2 separate regions of the Mus musculus genome follow, and region 2 is linked to region 1. The links are chromatin loops, found by intact Hi-C in ENCODE. Cell type or tissue: left cerebral cortex. All regions are shown on one strand. Links, peaks and the distances in the headings refer to the core of each region. The heading gives the core; the rest is flanking DNA. Region 1 has its middle 58 kb from the start of D130040H23Rik. Region 2 overlaps Zfp869 (zinc finger protein 869).

Evidence for each region. Peaks named below come from ENCODE experiments on the same cell type or tissue, not always from the same donor. Only the 100,000 strongest peaks of a DNase experiment are listed, where the experiment ranks them.
Region 2: it touches region 1 in a loop (2.4-fold over the local background); 1 of 42 quality-filtered maps calls a loop at or near these places.

What each region holds. Positions count from the first base shown.
Region 1 is chr8:69,325,149-69,333,527 of GRCm38, reverse strand. It overlaps the pseudogene Gm7688. Among named protein-coding and RNA genes, the nearest start is that of D130040H23Rik, 58 kb to the right of the region's middle. In left cerebral cortex, for the core only: a CTCF peak has its summit at 4,737 (motif pointing left); DNase peaks (open chromatin) are centred at 4,089, 4,473 and 4,720; H3K4me3 peaks cover 749 bases.
Region 2 is chr8:69,705,081-69,713,459 of GRCm38, reverse strand. Zfp869 (zinc finger protein 869) reads left to right here. Exons shown (of 5, transcript NM_001039965.1): 2 at 2,476-2,774; 3 at 4,995-5,121; 4 at 5,289-5,349; 5 at 5,766-8,323. The coding sequence starts at 2,736. The coding sequence ends at 7,128. Among named protein-coding and RNA genes, the nearest start is that of Zfp869, 7.6 kb to the left of the region's middle. In left cerebral cortex, for the core only: no CTCF peak of the experiment used is centred there; a DNase peak (open chromatin) is centred at 3,861.

The sequences.
Region 1 (8,379 bases), core at 189-8,188:
TAAGCATGTTGTAAAGTGTCTAAAGAAGTTACAAAGAAGTTGATAAGAGATAAAACTTTCTTAAAGGCCATTTGTCCTAGAACATTGTAATGATTCCTGGTGTCCAAATGGATATTATTTTTGATGACAACATGGTTTGTTTAAGGTTGGAATATGACAGTGATAGCTATTCATTTTATTTATCAATGCAATGAAGAACTTTGCCATTAGGATAATAACCCCCATTTTTTCTTTTAAAGTTCACACAGATGGGTACAAAGCACATAAAACAAAGTTTCTCTTATTCCCTCACTGAGACATAAACATTAATGGCAATTGGCAGTGTCTACTACTGAACAACCACGAACTTGGTCTCACCTCAGTGTACTTGACATGTTAGCACAATCTCTGATCACTTTCTTTGTATAAACATTAATCTCACATACCTTTTGCAAACAAGTCAATGCTTACTTTCTATAGCTTGACTTATGAGGAAAACATCTTTATGTTCTGAACACAACATAATAACCACCTTCTAATGCACTGGCTGGTTGTGCTGGACTACAGATGTGCCCTATTTTTCCTTAATTTATTTTATGTGTATGGGTTTTTTGTCTGCATATATGCATATGTACTACATTCATGTCTGGTGCTTGCAGAGGTCAGAAGAGGGCATTGAACCCTCTAGACCTGGAATTACAGATGGTTGTAAAGCCTGTGTGTACTTGGAATCAAACCTGAATTCTCTAGAAGAGCAGCCATTTCTCTAAACTGTTGAATTCTCTCTAGTGCCTTGACATGTCATTTCAATGCTGCAGGTAGCAACTAATTTCTAAGATATTGCTCATCCATTTAAGAACAAAATAATGATTTCAATACAAATTAAAACACACACATACACGCACCCCACAACACAACATAGTCACAGAGGTTGTTGGCAAATGGGAGGTAATATGTAATTTCTTTTCTTTGGAATAGCTTCCTCTTGTAGCTTTTCATAACAAAGCATGTACTGTCTCTTGGAAGTGTGCCTGGTTAAAATTCAATTCATATAGTGAGAGATGCCTTGAGATTAGGATAAAATAAGTGTCTTTCTACAATGGAAGCTCTATCATTTGCCTTCATTGGTAACAGATTATTTTCTTTTTTAAGATTTATTTATTATTATATCCAAGTACACTGTAGCTGTCTTCAGATGCACCAGAAGTGGGCATCAGGTCTCATTATGGATGATTGTGAGCCACCATGTGGTTGCTGGGATTTGAACTCAGGACCTTCAGAAGAGCAGTCAGTGCTCTTAACCACTGAGCCATCTCTCCAGCCCAACAGATTATTTTCTAAATAAACCTATGAAGCAACAATTGTTGATAAGTATATCTCAAATCTGGAAAAACTATAATTATCAGATATCACTTTGAAATTTTTCACCTAAAAAATAACTTTCCCATTACATGTAGCAGTTAGACAGGATGTGACACTCAGGTTTCACTCAGAAGTCTGAAATAGAATTTACAACTGGAACACACTTCAGGAGTACAAGGTAGGTATAGATATGATGCTGAAACTTTGTTCTGTTCTTCAGGTTAAATACAAGGCAATTACATGCAATATAACAAAAATAAGAACATTCATAGAGCATGTGGTTAATATTTTGTGACACTGTATGTTGAAAACATATCACTGCCACTTAAGCTGTCACTATCTGAGTTAAAGAAAGATGTTGGTTAAATGAAAATGGCTCTTATACTCTTATATGTTTGAATAATTGTTTTCCAGTTGGCAGAACTCTTTCGGGGAGATTAGAGGTGTGGCCTTTTTGAAGGAGGTGTATCATGGTGCTAAGCTTATTCGCTATGAATGCCTCTGGCCATGCCCAGTGTATTCTCTACTTCCTACCTGAGGTTCACAATGTAGGCTCTCACTGCTTCTTGCTACCCTGTGTTTATTGAGCCAGCACCATCTCTATTTCTGGATCTGTAAGCCCTATTTACTGCTTTCTTTTATAAACTGCCTTGACCATGGTGTGTTGTATCACAGCAACAGAAAGGTAACTATATGGAAGTATTCTGTGGAAGATCAGAATACAGAAGTCTCCCCTTCCAAGTAGAGGAACCCAGGAAGGGGTGTGTTTTAAATGTAGCTCTAGAGCAGGTACCATGAATACCATGACACTGAGGGTAGAAGTAATCTCAAGATTGACAAGTGTAGACTGCCTTGAAAAAGCAACTGCATAAAAAACATTCTCCGCTCCCTCCTAAACAGAGTTAGCAATATTAAATTATTTATTTGTCAGCTCCCTCTTTTATAGAAGACTGGAATGCTAGCAATGATAATCCAAAGGCAAGATGATTAAATGTGTATGAGAATTTCTTTTTTGTTGTTGTTGCTGTTGGTTTTTGTTTTTTTGGTTTTTGGTTTTTGGTTTTTTGGTTTTTTCAAGACAGGGTTTCTCTTTGTAGCCCTGGCTGTCCCGGAACTCACTCTGTAGACCAGGCTGGCCTCGAACTCAGAAATCTGCCTGCCTGTGCCTCCCAAGTGCTGGGATTAAAGGCGTGTGCCACCACTGCCCGGCATATATGAGAATTTCTTAAAGAGTCAATATTATTTTACATTATATATTATGTAGTCTATGTATTATATATTATACATAATGAATCAAAATCAGATGAGGGTCTTTGTGAGATATTGTCTCAACCAAAAAATAAAATAAAATAAAAATTATAATCACTGTTTAAAAATGTGGTAGTCTTCTTGAGATTAGTATTATCATGAAATTGATTAAGTAGATTAAAATAACCTTGAACTCTTGGATATCAGATTGTCTTAGCCTCCTAAATGCTGGGATTAACAGCATGTGCTACCATGCTTGGCAATAGTCATTACTGAAAATGATTTTATGGGCACAAGTGACAGACAACTGAAATGACTGAAGAGGTTTTACACTCTCCCCATTCTCCTATGCTTCTTTTTATCTATTATTCAGTTTTGTTCTTCTTTCCCTTTCTGTGTGTGTGTGTGTGTGTGTGTGTGTGTGTGTGTGTTGGCTACTCACAGGCTTTCTTCAAAAACCACAGTGATCTTCCTGCCTCTGTGTCCTAAGTGCTGGGATCAAAAGAATGTAAAACCACACTCACCGTGAAAAATAATTTTTATGGTACAAGGTCCTCCTCCTCCCCCTCCCCTTTCCTGTACCTCTCTCCTTTCCCCCCTTCCCTCTTTTCTTCTTCCTACTCCTCCTCTTGTCCTCTTCCTCCTCTTCTTCCTCTGCCTCCACTTCCTCCTCCTTCTTCAGAAATAGAATTTCACTTGTATTTCATGTATATGGGAGTTTTGCCTGTTTATGTGACTTTGCCTCATTCCTGCTTGGTGAATTTATGGCTGCCTAGGAGGTGAACAGATTTTTTCAGATTCCCTGAAGCTGGAGTTAGGGATAGATGTGAGCTGCTGAGTGTGCTGGGAAGGAAACCTGGGTGCCCTCAGAAAATCGGCAGTGTTCTCAACTGCTCGTGTATTTTCCATCCCTAGGTTTCTAATCTTTATAATATTTGCTGTCCAAGACAGCCTAGGTCATTAGAGGGGTTAGACGCCCACTGTTCATTAACAGTTCAATTCATCTGCAAGTCAGAGAATCTGCCTGAGGCAGGAATGCGCTCCCTAGTTGGCCACTTAATGCAATGTAATCACTCCTGAAACCATATACACACAATAAACAACAAACAAACAAACAAATGAACACAACAACAACAACAGACTCAGCAGGTTGTATGTGTGTGTGTGTGTGTGTGTGTGTGTGTGTGTGTGTGTGTGTGTGTGTGTGTGTGTGTTGTATTGTGGCTCTTTTCAGTTAATTGCATGAAGGAATTACACTAGTCCAAGTTAAAAGCGGACCCCAAATGATTACATTATACAAGCTGTGAGGTTTTTAAACTTGTGACAAGGGACAGAAGGGAAATTCTACTCATTGCAAGGAAATCCTCACTTAAGCCACGAGCACTTAAAACCCATGACCCTTCAGTTGATCTTCCTCAGCCAGTCCAATCTCTATCAGGAGCTGGCATATGCTCTTGCGCTGGTCACCCTGTGGCTGAATTACTTCTCCATTTTCTTCTGGATGCTCAATTACAGTACCATTGCAAGCAAATTTCTTCTTAAACGCCTTCACTAGTTTCTTTTTATCGTACTCATCAGTGATCAGTTGTAAGGGTCTTCCTGTCGTTTCTCTTTTGAATTCTTATATGGATATAATCCTCAGAGCCAGCAGGAAGCAGGTCATCACCCTTACTTGCATCAGCAAAGGGGTCGAAAGAGTGGAGGTTCTGGATAGCGGACATACGAAAAGATTCCTTTTCCTCGGCGGAAATGGCCTGCGGAAGGCGGCTGCGGGAGAAGGCGGGCGTGGGGGACGTAGCTTCGGGAAGCAAGAGGGCTCGAGGGGGAGGCAGCTGAGTCCTCCGGCGGCGGCTCAGTGACTGGGGCCGGTTGTAGTCATATATTAAGAGCTTACTTACTCATGCATGACAAGGAAGAATTTGGGAAGGGAAGGAGGGAGGACAAGGAAGGGTGTATGAGATGCAATATATTTCAATGAACAAGTACAAAAGTAAACTTTAAATTAAAAGAAGAGGGGCTGGAGAGTTGGCTCAGCAGATAAGAGCACTGAGTGCTGTCCAGAGGACCCAGGTTCCATTTCCTTAACCCAGGTAGCTAACAATGTGCTGTGACTCCAATGGTTGGTATCTTCCGCCCTCTTCTGGGTGCTGTCGGTACTGCGTACAGACACAACTAGGCAGATATCCATATAACCATAAAAATGAAGGATAGAACAAGAAGTGTATACTTGGGATTAAACTTGGATCCTCTAGAAGAGCAGCCACCTCTCTAAACTGTTGAGCCATCTCTCCGGTGCCTTGACGTGCTATTTCAATGCTGCTGATACCAATTAACATCTAAAATCTCTTACCATTCATTTACGAAGAAAAATACTCAACACACTGTTTGGTGTTGTCACAGTCCTGAGACAGACAGCCTCCAGGCTTAGTCAAAATGAACTCTTTCTGGTCCTGCACGGAGGCATCCATGACCTTCCTCTGAGCCAACCTGCCCAGAAGGAAAAGCAACCTTGTTCTGAGTATAAAATAGCTCAGTATAGCTGTTCATCTAAGTACAACATCTACTGTGCTAATAGGTGACTTACCCTTGATGTTTGCTCTATATATGTGGTATCTCTTGTTTGTATGTGTGGGGATTGTCACATTGATATATCTATCTTTTTGTTTGCAGTGTCACTGATGAGAAATTTGTCTGACTCCATTTTGAAGGTAGGGGCCATTATGCTGTATTATGAAAAATTAAGTTGATATTTACTATAAGAGCTGATTTGCTGTGTTTAAGCCTTTGTCCTAGAGCCTGTCTTGCCCCGACCCATGAACTTTACATATTTTGGAGAACACCCTGACTATATCTGACCCTATATAACTGCATATTGGCCACATGATGTTATTTTGTTGTTGTTGCTGTTTTTGTTTGTTTTGTTGGGATGTTGTTGTTGTTGTTTTATATTTCCTTTTTCTCTCATTGTCTATTTTCTGTAAACCTGCTTGGGAAATACTTGTGATTTTACTCTTAAAATGGGGCACTAAAAGTGGATTCAGGGTTGATCTCTTTAACTAGAATTAGGAGGCAGGCCGGGCGTGGTGGCGCACGCCTTTAATCCCAGCACTCGGGAGGCAGAGGCAGGTGGATTTCTGAGTTTGAGGCCAGCCTGGTCTACAGAGTGAGCTCCAGGACAGTCAGGGCTATACAGAGAAACCCTGTCTCGAAAAAAACAAAAAACAAACAAACAAACAAACAAACAAAAAAGAATTAGGAGGCAGTTGCTGGCTAGCTCTTGGATACAAAAATCACCATTGCTTCCAGCAGTCCAAAAGTTGCTGTAGTGGTCTTACTTTCCTCCGGATTGATTAACATTTGAGTTTCAGTTAAGATCTTGAGGTACAAAATGAACATGCCAGAGACATTTTCTTCTGTCTTTTAAAATAAATTATGTATATTTCTGCACAATTTTGAGCTAAAAACGACACCAAATCACCAAATGTTTGGCTTTTACATTGTGATCATGTTCTAAAGTAGAATTTCTTTAAATGAACATAGTTAGGAATAGGCAGAACTCTACATGAATGTGTCCAGACTCCCTAAAGAAAATCCCTATGCTTCTTGGTTTTGTTTTGTTTTGTTTTGTTTTGTAAGAAAAATGACTGCCATGCTGCTGGTAAAAATTATCTTTAGCTCTTCTGTCTTGCCTGTTGTTATGGCTATTCTTGGTAGTCAAACTGACTGCAACTGGAGTTAACTGAGAGTTAACTCCAAAGAGTTGCATATGCCTTTGAGAGATTTTTTTTTTCTTAAACGTTTTGAAGTGGTAAGACCCTTCTGGGTCTTTTGAGGTGATAAGATCCACCTTTAATCTAGGCCACACCTTCTGGTTGCAGCCAACATGAAGAGAGGACACTGAAGAAAGAAGCTCTGTCTCTGTCTCTCTTTGACGACTTGCTGTATCTCTAGCTAGTATGTTCTTTCTCTGAGTGGCTTGAGAGCTTACTCCTTTGAAAATGTGCTGTGCAATGAAGCCCAGCTGAGACATCCAGCCTCATGGACTGAACTACTGAATTCTTCAAATTTTATTCGGTCGACAGTCTTTGTTGGACTAGCTGGACCCCATCCTGTGTAGCATTCTAATAAACCCCTTTGTACACACGTAGAGAGATCTGTTTGATCAGCTCTGTTCATCTGCAGAACCTTGACTAGTGTGGTTGCTCTTTTCATCATAACTCAGGCACATGCTGGCTCAGGATAGTGCTCATAAACACCATAAGTATTCAACTTTCCGGGGAAACTATACTTTCCATGACTATTAAGCTGTCCTTGACATGAATAGTGGTAGACATGAATTTCAGAAGAAAACGCCTATAGGAATGTAGCCATCATCTAGTTTGATCTTCTCTCTCAGGATTGTCTGAAGTACCCTTGCCACCAGGTAAAACGTAGCTCCAGGTCACCTCATTTCATAGTGAACTCACAGAACAAAGGTGTGCTTTCTAAAATCTCTTCTTAATTGTTTATATCGTGAGCACCCTTTCACCTGTGAGACAGGAGAAACACTCCACCCCACCTTGGCTAGTGAGGAAGTGCCTACTAAGCACAGGAATACAGAAGAAAAGCTACTGGAAGTCAGGGGCAAGTACTACTACAAAGCAAATATCTGCAGATCTGGGAAAGCTCTTGACCTTCGGTGGAACCCAGTGCCAGGAAATACTCTTCCGTGGTTTTCTCTATACTCCGACTAAGAGAAAGAGAGACTCTTGTCACTCAGGCCTCATGAGCCAAGCAGAACCTGCAGTCAGAGCACCAGTCATAGGAAAGGCTGGTTCTTCCTGGGGCTTCCGTGTAGCTCTATTCTGAAGCTAGGGAAGTGCCGGTCGTTCGGTGACACTACAAGGAGCTCTGAGGGGTGCAAGGACAAGCTTGGAACACACAATATGGGGAGCTACAGTTCATACTCTGAGGAGAATGGGGAGCCTGAAGCTCAGGAGCCCTTGTGATAGGCTCTCCCTGGGACTGGATGCAAACCAGTAGCCAGGTGTGGCTGGTATGAGGTCCTTTGTGGGCACTAGAACTCTTTGGAACCGAGCCGTGGCCTCTGGAGAACTTCAGTCTTTGGGCAGAAACTGTGCAGAACTTTGGGAACGTGGGCTGTGGGTAGAAATATCTTTTTAATGAACATCACCGTGCTTCTTATGCATCAGAGGACGGAAGGTTGCAGTTTCTAGAAATGTTGTGCTTTATATTTAACATTTAAGAGATTTAACATTTGGGATTAATTTTGTGGGTATTGTGTGTGGAATCTTATGTGTTGGGTAGCACTCCACTATTTTGCTGGGATGTAGAAGGGTACAATTGATAATGGAAAGGATTTACCCATGCTGAGTGAAGAGGTCAGCTCAGGGCCTTTGGAAAATTCCACCAGGCCTGACCAAGCCCGCTCAGGCAGTCAACAGGTTCTCCAGTGCAGGAGTGAGGATTGAAAATAAAGAGACAGTTAGACAATACTGCAGCATGACCTCAGTCAATCCTGAGACTGAAGGCAGGTTTATTTCTTCCCAGTCCACTTTTATACCATTTTAATTACATACAAGTAATAAGGGTGAGCAGTACAATAAACACAATTAGTCAAGGAACAAGCAGGGAATTAGCAAAGTCCCATGGCTGTTGTTTCTAAGGGCTTGTCAGGATGACCAAAATATCTGAGCCTACTTCCTTGTCCAGTCCCAAAATCAGATTCTTGCCTGAAGCCTACCTCTTTTGTCCCACCCTAAAATTAAGATTCCTGCCTGAACTTACTTC
Region 2 (8,379 bases), core at 197-8,196, 380 kb before region 1:
GAGAGTTTGAGCTGGGACAGTGAACACCCTGTGTCCCTCTCCCATAGGTGTTAGTGTCACACTTGTCCTTAGATTGCTGTGTCTTAACTTGCAGAGCTTGAAGAAGTAAGGAAAGGGCCACCAGGGAGCTGCTGTTAAGGATGGAGGGAATGGTAGCACAGATAACCAACAGGAAGACTCTGGGTGAGGAGTTTGAACATGGGGGTGCAGGGTGGGCTGTGAGGGGTGTACAGGAGAAAGGATGAGCATGGGGGGCAGGGGGGCTGTGAGGGGTGTACAGGAGAAAGGATGAGCATGGGGGTGCAGGGTGGGCTGTGAGGGGTGTACAGGAGAAAGGATGAGCATGGGGTGCAGGGTGGGCTGTGAGGGGTGTACAGGAGAAAGGATGAGCATGGGGGGCAGGGGGGCTGTGAGGGGTGTACAGGAGAAAGGATGAGCATGGGGGCGGGGGGCTGTGAGGGGTGTATAGGAGAAAGGATGAGCATGGGGGGCAGGGGGGCTGTGAGGGATGTACAGGAGAAAGGATGAGCATGGGGGGCAGGGGGGCTGTGAGGGGTGTACAGGAGAAAGGATGAGCATGGGGGCGGGGGGCTGTGAGGGATGTATAGGAGAAAGGATGAGCATGGGGGGCAGGGGGGCTGTGAGGGGTGTACAGGAGAAAGGATGAGCATGGGGGTGGGGGGCTGTGAGGGGTGTACAGGAGAAAGGATGAGCATGGGGGGCAGGGGGGCTGTGAGGGGTGTACAGGAGAAAGGATGAGCATGGGGGCGGGGGGCTGTGAGGGATGTATAGGAGAAAGGATGAGCATGGGGGGCAGGGGGCCTGTGAGGGGTGTACAGGAGAAAGGATGAGCATGGGGGGCAGAGGGGCTGTGAGGGGTGTACAGGAGAAAGGAACAAGAGTTCAGGAGACTGAGGATGCTGAAAAGCCACACGGACACCTATGACGTCGTTAGCCAAGTGAAATTACTTCTATAAGTTATTCTTGATGGTCTTTTTTGCTAGAGTTAATAAAACATTCTGATTTTCAGTATATGTGAGGTTTCAATTTCAGCACACCGAATAATTTATCAATGTACTGTCTTTATTTTTAAATATTTATTTTTGTTTTCTGGAGATGGTCTTAGTCTGTAGCCCAGGCTGACCTAAAATTTACAAGTTTCTCCTGCTGGCCTTGAACTTGGATCCCTACTGTCTGTTCCCTGAAGGCTGGACTGACAGGCCTGTGCTACCTTCAGAGTCACCCTTGCTACACTTTGGCAGCTTTCTATGTTTATAACTCGTAGTGATAATTGTTTTCATAATTAGAACATTTAGAATTTATTTTTGTGTATGAGTATTTTGCTGCATGTATGTCTATGCCCTGTGTGTGTTCAGTGCCCATGGAGGTCAGAAGAGGGTGTCAGAGTTCCAGATTGTTATGAGCCACCATGTGAGTGCTAGGAACAACCTGGCTTCTCTGCCAAGGCAGCCCAGTTCTCCCGTGAGGTTCTGTTGCTCCTTTGTCCAAAATTGGGTCTGTTTGGGTTTGTTCCTGGGTTTTCTGCTCGTATGAGCTGTTCATTGCTTATCAAATGAGAGTGCACTCTCATGATTGTGGTAATTTTATGGGGAGTCTTAAAGTCCTGTATTCTCTGTGTGTGTGTGTGTGTGTGTGTGTGTTTCAAGAGTTGTGCTGAACATTCTTTTTTCTCATCCTTTTCATGTGTCCCTTACAATCAGTGCTGGTTATAACAGTCTGATTCTGAATGTTGGGAGGAATGTGTTTATAGTGCGGGTGGAACATGTGTGAAAACGTCTTCCACGTGCAGACCTCTTGTCCTCTGTGGTGCTGACTTCTTTTTGTTTTTCTCTTCATTAGGAATGTTTGATTTTTGTCTAAAGACTTTATCCTCCCCCGTTTTTATTAATGTATGTACAGCGTAGAGGTGGTATTTGTACATCCAGTTCATTGCTGTCGTAGGAAAATGATGGTCTTTTGTATATTGATGGGTCATAAAAGTTTTCAGTAGTCCTTTTTTTCGTTCCTTGGATTTTCTGTGTGGAAGTTGTGTTGTCCCTCCCCCATCTCAGTGTTTTGGCATTCCCCTTTTATTGCTATGCCCCTGCCCTAAGTATTAGTATTATCATATAACTTTTCAGGATCTAACTTGTTGATCTGAGCCTTCTGAGCCCGGGGGCTTTAGTTGAGTGTGTGCAAGGATTTTGCCCGTGGTATGGTAGGAAGACCAAGGTTAGATGGGAAACCCAATAGTTAGAGAAAGTGCAGTTGCTGATGATGGCGCTTGAGACACATTTAGTCGGAGGTGAGCCTGTGGATGGAGACAGGTAGACCTGAAAGTTGTGAGGGTGTGTGTGTGCGTGTAGTTCTCAGTGGGCACACGTGTCCTGAACATTGCTGGTTGCTTGTGTGATGGCTGATCTTTACTGCAGACTTGTATGGCTCTGGAACCAACTAAGAGGCCTGTCTCTGCAGGTCTGCCAGGAACTTTCAGGGAGGACTAACTGAGGTGAGAAGACCCTGTCACCGTCGTAGAGTAGGTGGCACTTTGAGAAGTCCAAAGAAGGAGCAGCGTTCCTTCCCTGCTTGCCTGACTTCTTGCTGGTGAGTGCATCTGTCTTGCCACCGCTGCCACCGCCACCGCGTCATCCTTCCCTGACACTGGAGTCAGCTTCTTGGGCCTTCCGGTGTGGACTGAAGATCACTGAAGAAGCTCTCCCGGTGTCCTCTTCATCATGGAGGCAGCCATTGTTGGACTCTCCAGGCCTGATGAGGTAAGTCAATCTAACATGTACTCATCTTTGTTAATTCTTCCAGTTCCCCTCTGCCGGAGAATCCTGATCTGTTCATGGCCATCTATGTCCTCATTTTCTTATGAATTCACCTGAAATATTTTTAATCGCCATTTTTTTAATAGTCTGCATATATAAGCCATGTAAGAAAAATACTTTCTTCATTTTCTTAACCATAAAAGACCTAAAATAATGACTCAGAACAGTATGTTTAATACCAACACATACTGTTATCAGAACTTAGGGAGTCCTGTTGTAATTGCTAGATGTTACTGCAAAAATTGGGGTCTTTTCTTGGAGTTGTTAATCCTACTGGGTGACAGTAAGACCACGACGACAATTTTTGAGCCACATTTGAAGCAAACTTTATTAAATACTGGCCAGGATGATGGACACTGTCCAGGCATCAAATTATACTAGACAGGGTTCATAAAGGCAAACCCACAAGGTCATGCACGTCCTGCCTTGTCCGTCCTAACACTGCTGCCGATGTACTCCTTACCTGTCATCTCCCACATCTGTGACCAAGCACATCCTGAGCAGTTGGGGCGGCCAACATCATTTATGGAAGTGAAAAACAGGTTTGTTACTGTACACGAATAGCAGCCCCCAGCATTCCAGGCATTACTTATCCTTGGCTAGTGGCTTAGAGGGTTAGAGGCATTTCTGTTTTATGGATCTCTTAAGCACAGTAATTTAAACTTGGAACATAACTTTTGCCCTCGCAGGGTTTTTAGTCACATGAATTTAAGAATGAGCTGAGAGGAAAGCCTGAGAAATCTTTTTTTTTGTTTGTTTGGTTTTTTGAGACAGGGTTTCTCTGTGTAGCCCTGGCTGTCCTGGAACTCACTCTGTAGACCAGGCTGGCCTTGAACTCAGAAATCCTTTTGCCTCTGCCTCCCAAGTGCTGGGATTAAAGGTGTGCGCCACCACTGCCCAGCGTCTGAGCGTAAAAGAAAACCCCAAGGCAAGCAGGCATCAGTCTTGACATCTGCCTGGAGAATAGTCATGGAGAGAAAGAGAAAACCCCCATGCCTTTTGAGTTTAGCCAGCAGAGTTAGCCTCAGGAAGACAGGTATCCAGATGGCAGGGAGGGGGCCTGCAAAGAAAAATGGAAACAGCCCAAAGTACCAGAAAAAGCATTTCAAAAGGCTCCATCCTGCATCTCAGAGAAATAGAACAGAGTTCAAGAAAAAGTGTTAAGTTTCATCCTAGTATTCAGAAAGGCAGACAGAACTAAGAGAACCTCTTGGCAGCTGCTCTGTAGCATAGAGAGGAGAAGATGCTTCTGATGCAAGTGTTATTCTCATTAAAGGAATGATACTCCTCCCATCCTTTAGCTTAGCTTAAAGCCAGTTCAGCTTTCCCTAAGTTTAGTCCCTTGGCCAAGCTATTGACCAAATCAACTGTCTTAAGGTTAGGCACAATGGCATGTCTCCACCAGGGTTAGATTTTATTTGACTGGACGGAGCCAGCTTTCCTTTATTGGTGCTTCCAGTGCGACTATAACATTTCTTTCTGTGAAGAATCATTTAGCAACCAGAGCAAAACAAGCTCTAATATTTCTAGCATTTCTGGCCTTCAAGCCAACATAGAACCAAGGACCCAAGGACATTTCAGCTTATTTCCCAGGACACAAAACAAGCTCCCCCCAGCCCCAAATCTCTAAACTGCTTGTTACCATGCTTGTTGTTGTTTCCTGTTTCCTTCATTTCTCCCACTGAAGAGGTAGCCATAACTACCATTTTGTGATTTTGGGCAACAGTTTACTTGGATTCTTTGAGATTGTCCAAAGTAAGGTTGCCCGATGTAGCAGTTGGTGTATCCCTTCTTGGACCTCTAGGGAACCTCAGACCCACATTTGTACGGCAGCCAGGTGTGTTTGAGGAAAAGAAGTCCTTTGCTGGAACTTTAAAAAAGAAATGAGGGAGGGATAAGGCTAAGAGTGGGGACAAGAAGTGAAATTGGAATCATTTGAGCAGAGGATAGATTCCATCCTGCCAGGAGCAGGCATGGTTTTTATGCAAAAGCGTAACATTGGAAGACCCAGGCAGAATTGCCATCATGCTGCCTGCATTCAGTTTTGGAAGGGTCTATCTGATCGATTAGGTGTTTCTGAGTTTAGAAGTGGCCATACTGTCAGCTGTGGACGGATGTGTCTTTCTCACCCGCTCTTTCATATCCTAATCTGGAATGTTTTAGGGTTTGGTGAGCTTTGAGGATCTGGTGGTGCACTTCACCCAGGATGAGTGGGATTTGCTGGCTCCTTCCCAGAAGACTCTCTACGGAGATGTGATGCTGGAGACCTTCAGGAACTTCACTGCCGTAGGTGAGGATGTTTTCTTACCTCCACTCGTAAACTAGAGAATGAGGTTTCTGGTCACTGAGTGTCACTGCAAGTTGGATGTGAAAAGGGAAGAATCACGGTGATGAAACGAGGTGTAGTCACGATGCACATTCTAATCACTTATCATACACTTCTGGACTGTGTTTAAGGATATGAATGGGAAGATGAGGCAATTGAAGACCATTGTGAAGATCCTGAAGTAAATCTAAGGTAATTTGCATGCACAAGTGGAAACAATCATCCCTTGAAGAAATTTTAGTGTGCCATGAAAATTGAACTAACAAAAAAAGCCCAATTTTAAATTTATTCATCAGTAGAAAAATTTTATCCCAAATGTGTACCTTTATGTGAGCTTGAAATCTTGCGTGGTCTTTGGTACTGGTTCTGGGACCCTGCACTAAGGAATGCTGCTCTTTTGATGGTGAGCTTATATGGTAGCAGGCTGTCCAAAGTGGTCTAATAAGCAAATAGTAATGAAACAACTGTCACTAATTGCTTGTCATTTTTCATAGTAGTTATATTTGTAGATACTGTATGATACTGAAGAATGGTGGGACAGCCTTATCCACATACCAATATGAGCAGCAGTGTGGAGACATTTTCATGTGTCATTCATCTTTTAATAGGAACATCGTCACTCACTCTGAATACACACAGTATGAACACGAGGAATATGAAGAGAAGCCACCTGATTCTAATTTTCTCACAAGTGTTGAAGGCCTTGAGGAAACTAAGACTTCGAGTGGACCGTCTGTGTGTGAGGTATGTTTAAAGACCTTTGGACTGTACCACCTAACTTACAACGGACATCACAACTATGACTACAAGGAGCTCAGAGGAGGCCACACTGAAGAAAATGATTCTGAAGGTAACCAGTGTGAGAAAACTTCCGGTTCCCTTCAGAAAGAAGACAAAATTCATACTGGAAAAAAACTCTATGTGTGTCAAGAGTGTGGTAAAGCCTTTAGGTATCCCAGCGCCCTTCAGTTACATGAAAGAATTCATACTGGAGAAAAACCCTACGAGTGTAAAGACTGTGGGAAAGCCTTTAGAGGTCTTAGTGCCCTTCACTTACATGAAAGAATCCATACTGGAGAAAAACCCTACGAGTGTAAGCAGTGTGGGAGAGCCTTCACGTATCTCAGTGCTCTTCAGTTGCATGAAAGAATTCACACTGAGGAGAGGCCCTGTGAGTGTAAACAGTGTGGGAAAACCTTTAGATATAGCAGGGCCCTCAAATTACATGAAAGAATTCATACCGGAGAGAAGCCCTATGAATGTAAACAATGTGGGAAATTTTTCAGAAGTCACAGGACCCTTAAGTTACATAAAAGAATTCATACTGGAGAAAAACCCTATGAGTGTAAAGAATGTGGGAAAGCTTTTAGATGGCTTACTTCTCTGAAGTTACATGAAAAGATTCATACTGGAGAAAAACCGTATGAATGCCAAGAGTGTGGGAAAGCCTTCAGGTGTCAGGCGTCCTATCATAGACATAAAATAACTCATGGTGGAGAAACATTGTATGAATGTAAGGAGTGTGGGAAGTCCTTCATTTATCCCTCTTTACTTCAAGTGCATGAAAGAACTCACACTGGTGAAAAGCCCTTTGAGTGTAAGCTCTGCGGTAAAGCCTTTAGGTGTCAGTCCTCGCTTCGACTGCACGAGAGAACACACACAGGAGAAAAACCCTATGAGTGTAAGCACTGTGGCAAAGCCTTTTCAAGTTACAATTACCTTCGATTTCACGAACGAAGCCACACTGGAGAGAAACCCTATGAATGTAAGGAGTGTGGTAAAACTTTCACACATCGCTCTTACCTTCGATCACATGAAAGAAGACATACTGGGGAGAAGCCGTACCAGTGCGGACAGTGTGGCAGATCCTTCAGCAGGCACAGTTCCTTTAAGAGACATCAGTCAGTTCATGGAGAAAGCCCATATGAACAGTATCTAATTCCATTATCCCCATTTCCTTCAAAGGAATGAAAGAACAGATTGGTAACAAACCCTTTGAATGTAAACAATGTAGCAAATTATCCCATCCACATAAAACAGGCAGAAACTCACGACAAGGGGGAACCTTTTATCTGTAAACAGTGTGGGTAGCCTTCAGGGGTCACAGTGTCCTTCAAAGAAGGAATTCTTGCTGGGCAAAGTTTATGTTTGTTACCAATGTTGTAAGTGTGGATTGTCACATTTCCTTTCAAAGAAGTAAGTTAATTCATGTTGGGCAAATGCCCTACGAATGTATAAGATATGGTTAATCTTTCATTTATCTCTATTTGCCTTAAAATCATGAAAGAACTCATAGTGGTGAAAAAGCCCCACATGAATATAAACAATGTGGAAAGCCTTCAGGTGTCACAGGTCCTTTCACTAGCATGGATGAAATGTCATGTTGGAGAGAAAATGGGAATGTAAGGTGTGTTAAGACCTTGAGATAGCATTGTTTGCCTAGATTCCGAGAATGAATTCCAACTGGAAAAATTTCCAAATGGAAACAGCTGTGAAGCCTTCATGGTCACAGTTGTTTAAGATGCTCATAGTGTTGGAAGGTGGGCAGTTCTGTGAGTGTAAGGAGCGTGGGAATTTAATGGTTACTAGGAGATGGACATTTCCTTTGCAGTGGCTTCCCATGACTTGCCTGTACTCTTGTAAATACCCCAAATTAAACTCCACGGTTCCTCAAGCCCACTTGGGTAGAATCATTCTTGGTCCCTGTCATTGATGCACGGTCTGGGGAGAACAGACCTTCGTAAATGTCTTCAGGGTTTTAAAGTTGTGTTTACATCCGTCTGAAACATCCAGCAGGGGTGAAGGCTGTGCCCTAATGTGCTGTGCTTCTTTCTGTTTTGGATGGGTGCTTCAGCTGTCAACTTGACACAATCTGGTGTCACCTGGGAAAGGAGTCTCACTAGTGACCTGTCTGAGTTAGGTTCGCCTTCACACAGCTGTGAGGGATTTTCTTACTAGGATGATTTGAGGTAGGAAGACCCATCCTGAATGCTGTCAGTGCTGTTTTATGGACTGAATTAAAAAGGACAGAAGTAGCTGAGCGCAAAGATTCCTTGCTGTCTGCCTTGGGATTTATGCGGTGTCAAGCTCCTGCCACCGAGACTGGCCCATAGTAATGGATTGTAACCTGAAACTATGAGCTGAAATAAACCCTTTTTTCCGTAAATTGCTTTGTCAATGTATTTTATCACAGCCACAGGAATGAAACTAAGACTGCCTGGA